3 separate regions of the Homo sapiens genome follow, and regions 1 and 3 are each linked to region 2. A link is an interaction called in ENCODE POLR2A ChIA-PET data of the cell type or tissue named here. Cell type or tissue: MCF 10A. All regions are shown on one strand.

Region 1 (2,500 bases), 140 kb before region 2:
TTTGTCTCCCAGCTTTGACCTGGATATCTCTCCCTGTGCCTCTCACAATCTGAGCACTGGTCCTACTATATGGAAATAGCTGATTTATGCGCCTGTATTTCGGATCAATTTCCCAGGGAGCACACCGTCTTTCATCTGCGCATCCCTAGCACCTAACACATGTTACTCAGCACAGAGTAGATGCTCAGTAAATGTGTGGACATAGATTGTGGGATCTACCCTACCTCCTACACAGCAAGACAGCATCTGGGAGAACCCTCTTACTTGGTGCATAATATATACTAATAAAAGTTGCATAGGATTAACTCCCTGAATTCCCTCACCAAATAATAAATGACTCCATCAGCTCCTTTGTGGCTGATCTGTGAAGGTAAGAATTTCCGGATGTCTACACAAAAACAAAAAATCGAGCTGGCTGCACCTTTGCTACTCTAACTATGGTCTACAGACCAGCAACAGCAGCAACATCACCAAGTTGGCCAGGCTGTTCTTGAACTGCTGACCTCAGGTGATCTGCCCGTCTCGGCCTCCCAAAATGCTGGGATTACAGGCATGAGCCACTGTGCCCAGCCCCCACCTTTCAATTAATGGCATCTGTCTTGGGCTGGGCTGGGTTGTGTTCCAATGTCTCCTTTTGGAGTGGCTCTGGCCTAAAAAAATCAGCATCCTTGGCACCTCAAGGGCCATTGTTTAGTCCCTGTCTCCTCTCCCCTCCAGGAGTGTTTTCCCTCTGCCCATAGGATCATCGGCTGCAGGAGGCTGGCTGCTCCTCGCCGCACATCCTGTCTTCCCCCTCATACCTTTATCCGAGTTTCCCCAGGCTGGGAGCACCAGCTCTCTCTTCCCAGTGATGGCATCCCAGGATGGGCTCCACCGTCGAGGCCACCTCTCATACCACCGCAAGGGCTGTGCTCACATTTGCCCTCTCCAGTTGACATGCACATTCCTACAGCATGAGCCAGTGGGTTGGGCTCAGGCTGCAGAGTCAGGCTGACTTAGTTCACATCTCAGCTCTGCGCCTTACCTCGAGGGCTCTGAGAAATGGCCAGAGTCCTCAGCCTTGGCAAATGAGCATAATGATACCTAGTGGCTGTGATTTGAAGACGTTGATTATATGTCCAACCTCTAATGCAGAGCTTGCCATATCTGTAGTAGACCCTCAATAAATGGAAACTGAATTTGTTTCTTAATAGAAAATGGGGAGTTCCTTTCCCTGGATCTCGGAGGGTCCAAGTTCCGAGTGCTGAAGGTGCAAGTCGCTGAAGAGGGGAAGCGACACGTGCAGATGGAGAGTCAGTTCTACCCAACGCCCAATGAAATCATCCGCGGGAACGGCACAGAGGTACCTGGCAGGTGGCTCCTGTGACCGCAGGGAAGGCGGTGGCATCCGTGTGTGGGGAAACCACACCTTAGCCCATGTACTTTGCTTTCTCTTCTCTGCAGCTGTTTGAATATGTAGCTGACTGTCTGGCAGATTTCATGAAGACCAAAGATTTAAAGCATAAGAAATTGCCCCTTGGCCTAACTTTTTCTTTCCCCTGTCGACAGACTAAACTGGAAGAGGTAAGGCGCGGAGGGAAGCAGCAGTGCAGGAATTGGGGCTTGGGGAATGTGGGCACGGGTGGGAGTCAGGCTGCACGCAGGAGAGAACAGCAGGAGCTTTCTTGTTTGTCTTTTTCTTTTCTTTTTGTTCATGATGAGGTGGCAGCGTGAGGCAGAGAACTTGTTAACGCAATGGCCTTGATTTTATGATTAACGTGGGCACAGCTCGGGGGAGTAGAATGCTTTTCACTAGCTCTCAAACCTTGGTGTGAGGAATTCCTTGGAGGGCTTGTTTTAAGCACAGATTGCTGGGCCTACTGGAATCAGTGGTTCTGCAAGGAGGCCCTAAATTCGCCTCCCTGACAGGTTCCTGGCAGATGTGATGCTGCCTGAGGCCTGCACTTAGGACCACTGACATAGCCAACTAGAAGAAACATGGGAAGGCTGGGGAGTCTCTCCCTGTAGTGAGCCCTCAGGAGGAGGATTAGAATGGGGGCACTGGAGGACCAGGCGCGGTGGCTCACGCCTATAATCCCAGCACTTTGGGAGGCCGAGGCGGGCGGATCATGAGGTCAGGAGATCGAGACCATCCTGGCTAACATGGTGAAACCCCGTCTCTACTAAAAATGCAAAAAATTAGCTGGGTGTGGTGCCGGGCGCCTGTAGTCCCAGCCACTTGGGAGGCTGAGGCAGGAGAATGGCGTGAACCCGGGAGGCGGAGCTTGCAGTGAGCCGAGATTGTGCCACTGCACTCCAGCCTGGGTGACAGAGCAAGACTCCGTCTCAAAAAAAAAAAAAGGAATGGGGGCACTGGAGGAGTGAGAATGTCCTGGAGCAGACACAGAGCCTGGGATACACAGTCTGAACTGTGTCACCAGCTAGGCCGGGGTTCCTGGTAACTCATCTCTGTGTGTCTCAGTTTTCAATCTGTAAGCAGGAGGAAGCTAACCCAATCTTA
Region 2 (2,500 bases):
AGTGAAAAGCAGCGGGCAGAGGGTGCCAGGAGGCTGATGTTAGCGCATCCTATGGGGAATGCCCTTTCTCTTGTCACACTGCCCAACAGGGAAGGCTGCCTAGGGAGGAGAACAGGCAGAGAAGCTGGGGTAGGGTGGTCCTAGGTGGCTGCTAGCATGATAGTGACAGCTAACATTGAGTGACACGGTCCATGAGACAGGCAGGAATGCACAGTGGTTAGGAGTACAACTTCTGGTGTTAGATCTAACTGGATTCAAAATGTGGATTGCCACTTGTTAGCCCTGTCCATGGGCAAGTTATATAACCTTTCTGTGCCTCTGTTTCCTCATCCGTGAAATGGGGATAATGCTAATGTCTCCCTCCTAGGGTTGTAATGAGGATGAAAAAAGTTAATACAGGTAAAGTGCTGGGAAAAGTGTCAGACACATAGGAAGGGCCACAGGCACTCATTGTTAGCCAGATATTGTAGCACTATCTGACCTATATTAACCCATATCCTCCATATAACCTTACAGGAAAGCAGTCAGTATCTCATTGCACAGGTAGGGAGGCCAGGGTGAGTAGCTCAGTAGTGGCTCTGCCAGGCCTCCACCAGTGCTGAGATTCCTGTTCAGGGCTACACAGAGGCTGTTCCCACAGGAGCCTGGGGTGGCACCAGACTTAGAAGGGCACTGTCCTGCCAGGGATCCTCTGCCTGGCTGCAGCCAGGCGGTCACGTCTGGTTCTGTCAGGAGCAGGAACAATGAGGACTGTGTTTTTAAGGAGGCTCTGTGCCCTGTGCTGATGGTTGAGGGCCGGGTGCTCAGGTCTCGGCAGCATCCTTGGCTTCTGGGCGGCTCTGGTTGGAACAGATTGTTTTGCTGTGTCACAGCCAGCTGTGGGTGTGCCAGCTGGGCTCCCGCAGAGGAGCGGCGGGCTGCTCTGATGTGCGCCCACCTCTTCAATCTGCCCTGCTCAGGGGTTCCTCCTGGCCCCTCGTCAGCCAGGATGTGGGGGCTGAATCTGGCTCACATATGGCATCGAGCCCTGGTTCTTGCCAGCTCCCGGCTGGGCCTTCAGCAATGCGTGTTGGCTTCTATCTCTACACCTGGCTGCCTCTCCCCTGCAGCATTGGGCTCATTCTGTCATTGGTCGGTGCTTGACCGGGGCTGGAGCTGTGCGGTGAGCTGATTGGCTGTCAGTATGCAGAGCCCAGCCCTGGAGTTTAGGGTAACATCAGTGGGGGAGGAGTGAGTTCCTCAAAGCAAATTCTTGATCCTTTTGGCCGGAGAAGGAGAAAATCATGCCAGGGAGGTGCCTAACAAATGTCCTGACAGCGGCCCCAGGGGGAGTGGCTGCCTTTCCCTCGGAGAAGCTGTTTACCCTTTCTGAGCTGGGAAATGGGGAGAATACTTCCTGGCCACCTCCTATCCACAGGGCTTGGGGTCTCCCATAGGAGTGGAGGTGAAAGTTCTTTGAAAAGTATAGCATACAAGCCAGGTGCTGTAGCTTGCATCTGGGAGGGTCGCTTGGGCCCATGAGTTCGAAACCAGCCTAGGCAGCATAAGGAGACTCCCCCTCTACAAAAATTTTTAAGAATTAGCTGGGCGTGGTGGTCTAGCTACTCAGGAGGCTGAGGTGGGAGGATGGCTTGAGCCCAGGAGGTTGAGGCTGCAGAGAGTCGAGATTGTGTCACTGCGCTCTAGCCTGGGCGACAGTGAGACCCTGTCTCAAAAAATAAATAAATAAGTAAATACATACATACGTACATACATAAAGATAAAAAATAAAAAGTATAGCATACAGTTTAGGAGGAGATTATCATATTTTGCACATTTCTATCTGGGGCCTTCTTGACATCTGCAATCTAAATCCAAACGCTCCCCCTGCCTTCAGGCAGCCTTCCCTGCCTGCTCCTGCCCATGGTGTTCTCCTAGTCACAGGCATGGGGTCTGGATGACTCCTGCCCTCTCCACAGTCGGCTTGGCTTCCGATCCCTCTCCCTCTGCTGTTCAGTCACTCAAGCACATGGTTTTGCCTGCCAGCGAGGCTGGGGGCTGGTGAGGGGTGAGTCGGGGCTTCCCATTCCTTTTATGTCTGTCCCAGCCCTCGTGTGTGGGGCGCAGAGGAAGGCTGACAAGTGCCGGTGTGCCTTTCTCCACAGGTTTGAGAAGATGGTCAGTGGCATGTACTTGGGAGAGCTGGTTCGACTGATCCTAGTCAAGATGGCCAAGGAGGGCCTCTTATTTGAAGGGCGGATCACCCCGGAGCTGCTCACCCGAGGGAAGTTTAACACCAGTGATGTGTCAGCCATCGAAAAGTAGGTACCATCCCCTCAAGGCTTTCTTGGGGTGTTGGGGCAGAGAAGAGCAATTGGTCCCTTGTTACTTCTTGAGTCCAAGTTTGGTGGCTTTTCCTTCAAGAGTGTCATGGCTTTCTGGGTCCGTGTCCTCTCACTCTTAGTTGACCCATTCTGGGCCGGACTCCCTGAAGGCACTTGTGGCGGTTCATTAAAGAATG
Region 3 (2,500 bases), 63 kb after region 2:
GGAGGGAGTTTAGATCCTTTACTAAAAGAAGTCTATGACCCCTCTAGCTCCAGCTGACTTTAATTACAAGGTACCCTCACAGCAGTTACACTGCACTATAACTAACCACTAAATAGTAGGTGAAACTGTGCACCCACAGTGAATTTTTCAGCAGCCCCCAGCAGTGGTCTTTACCCAGCCCCCTTACTTCTATCCCCCAGGAATTCAAGGCTGACTTGGTTTCTCTGCAGTCGTTGTGAAATGCTCAGGGCCGTTTGCTCTGGCAGAGTGAGAAACTTTGGGCAAAAAATCTGAGACTGTCTCCTCCTGGGTAAACCTGGGAGAATCCTTCCTGTCTTTTTCTCCACACAGAGTGATTATGATGACCCATGAGAAAGAAAAACAACGGTTTAGTCGACACATGTTGTAACAGAAGATTATATTTTGTTAATGAAGCGCCATCTGTTTTTTTCTGAACAAGGCTGAGAGGGATTTGGGTGTGTAAGATAGAAAGTAGGTGCTGCCGCTGAGCTGAGCTCAGTAGACAGGAACGAGGAAGTTAAAATGCCCTGAGGGAAAATATAGGAAGTAGGAGAAAGCCAGAAAGTCTGGGAGCAGAGAACTGACGCCTCCAGGAGACCCAACAAGATTGTCATCAAATGGTGACTGAATTTCAGGGGAAGCCTGGGGAAGGACAGAATTCTGCTGAATTCTGCAGAAGTCTTCAGCTGTCAGAAGTCTGAGGTGTGACTGCCAGAGAGTCAGCCCTCATGGCTGAGGGGACAGCTGGCTTCCATGTTTAATGAGCATCTACCTGTGTCCAGCACCCCTAGGCACCCAGACACTGGGGTGGCATCTGGAAGTAAGACGGTTCTTTCCACCCACAGTGCTGACAATCCAGCAAGGAAGGGGGCACTCTCCGAGTAAATCTGCACTTGGAAAGTGCTCTAATATATGAGGTGGAGGTGCTTTGTCAACTGCAAACTGTGAAATCCACCTTTAAGGGCTGCTGGCGTCCCATAGCAACCAGCACATGGCCAGACGCTGTGGTTCCTTTACTGCTGCTCATGAACCAGCAGATCCATGTGTGTTTTTGAATGTAAAAGCCTTCCAGCCCTTCTTTTGCCCACCTTCCTCTATAGCCACAGGCTCAAATCCAGACCCCATTTCAGTGTCCCCTAGTACTCTATCCTTGGTACCCTCAGACTGCCCTGGGAGCACAGCTAACTTCCCTGAGGCTCCCCTCCCCCAGCAGCACCCAACCTTTCCCAGAGCAGCTGCCCTGCCCTCCTGAATGACAGATGGAGCTGCTCGGGGCATGATGCCCGGGCACCGGGGCATCCAACCTCTTCCAGTGTGAGTCAGGCAGGCCTGGTCCAACATCCCATCAGCCAGTGCTCCCCAGCTGCTTCCCCGGAATGCCTGGCTGAACCCCAACAAGGCCAGCCCCTGCAGGCAGATGGCTCTGAGACTCTTCCTCTGTCAAAGCTCTGCAAGATGTCCCGGTGCAGTGGCTCATGCCTGTAATCTCAGCACTTTGGGAGTCCAAGGCAGGTGGATCACCTGAGGTCAGGAGTTTGAGACCAGCCTGGCCAACATGGCAAAACCCCGTCTCTACTAAAAATACAAAAGTTAGCCAGGTGTAGTGGTGGGTGCCTGTAATCCCAGCTACTTGGAAGGCTGAAGCAGGAGGATTGCTTGAGCCTGGGAGGCGGAGTTTGTGGTGAGGTGAGATTGCACCACTACTGCACTGCAGCCTGGGTGACGGACAAGAGACTCTGTCCACATCCCCCCCCGCCCACAAAAAAAAAAAAAAAAAAGCCCTGCAAGATCAGCCTGGAGTCTCCTCATCTGGAAGGGCCCCTCTCCTGTGGAGATAAGAGGTGTGAATGGCATTTTCTCAGCCTGCCAGCCACCTGGCATTGGCTACTTACAAGAATCTCTCAACTGGAAAACGTGCAAAGGATAAAAACAGGAAATTTTCAGAACTGTATATCCTCAACCTCACTAATCATCATAGACATGAAAATTAAACAGGATATTTTTCACTTAGAAAACATTTTATTGTGCAATACAGCCCATAAATAGAAGAGGACACAAACTTAAATATATAGCCGTGAGCAATACACCACCCTTTTAGCTTGAGTTTCTCTATCCACTCATGTGGATGTTGGACACAATTATGTCTAAAGATCCTCCCAGCTCTGGGACCTCTTGAATCATCACTACTGTCAGTCTTGGTTTACTGCTAATTCCCTCAATGACCTGGGGAAATAGTCTAACCTGTTTTCTCATTTGTAATTGGGCATACAAACAGCTACACACCCTGCCTCACAGCACTGATTTAGGTGGGTCCAAAAAGATTAAAAGCTTTTTTTTAGGTATAATAAACTATCAAGCAATCCAAAAAATTTTGACAGAGAAAGCCAGCCAGAAGACAGATACCTTACAACGGCGGATGCCAAGTACAGGGCCAGCCCTGCACTGTCAGGAAGGGAAGTGGCCCTGGGGGTCTCTGAGG

What was found. ChIA-PET counts read pairs that join two places held together with the same protein. Peaks named below come from ENCODE experiments on the same cell type or tissue, not always from the same donor. Only the 100,000 strongest peaks of a DNase experiment are listed, where the experiment ranks them.
Region 1: POLR2A ChIA-PET joins it to region 2 with 7 read pairs; 6 of 35 experiments call an interaction of 5 or more read pairs at or near these places.
Region 3: POLR2A ChIA-PET joins it to region 2 with 6 read pairs; 2 of 35 experiments call an interaction of 5 or more read pairs at or near these places.

What each region holds. Positions count from the first base shown.
Region 1 is chr10:69,231,571-69,234,070 of GRCh38, forward strand. HKDC1 (hexokinase domain containing 1) reads left to right here. Exons shown (of 18, transcript NM_025130.4): 3 at 1,194-1,342; 4 at 1,444-1,563. It overlaps LOC101928994 (a long non-coding RNA gene), which reads right to left and starts at 920. Exons shown (of 5, transcript NR_120648.1): 1 at 801-920. RefSeq lists enhancers at 264-1,463, 1,077-1,802. In MCF 10A, no CTCF peak of the experiment used is centred here; a DNase peak (open chromatin) is centred at 971.
Region 2 is chr10:69,374,790-69,377,289 of GRCh38, forward strand. It overlaps HK1 (hexokinase 1), which reads left to right. Exons shown (of 18, transcript NM_000188.3): 8 at 2,145-2,300. Among named protein-coding and RNA genes, the nearest start is that of TACR2, 41 kb to the right of the region's middle. RefSeq lists enhancers at 1,543-2,065, 2,066-2,500. In MCF 10A, no CTCF peak of the experiment used is centred here; a DNase peak (open chromatin) is centred at 1,172.
Region 3 is chr10:69,438,206-69,440,705 of GRCh38, forward strand. No RefSeq gene overlaps it. Among named protein-coding and RNA genes, the nearest start is that of TSPAN15, 12 kb to the right of the region's middle. In MCF 10A, no CTCF peak of the experiment used is centred here; DNase peaks (open chromatin) are centred at 506, 1,326, 1,736 and 2,156.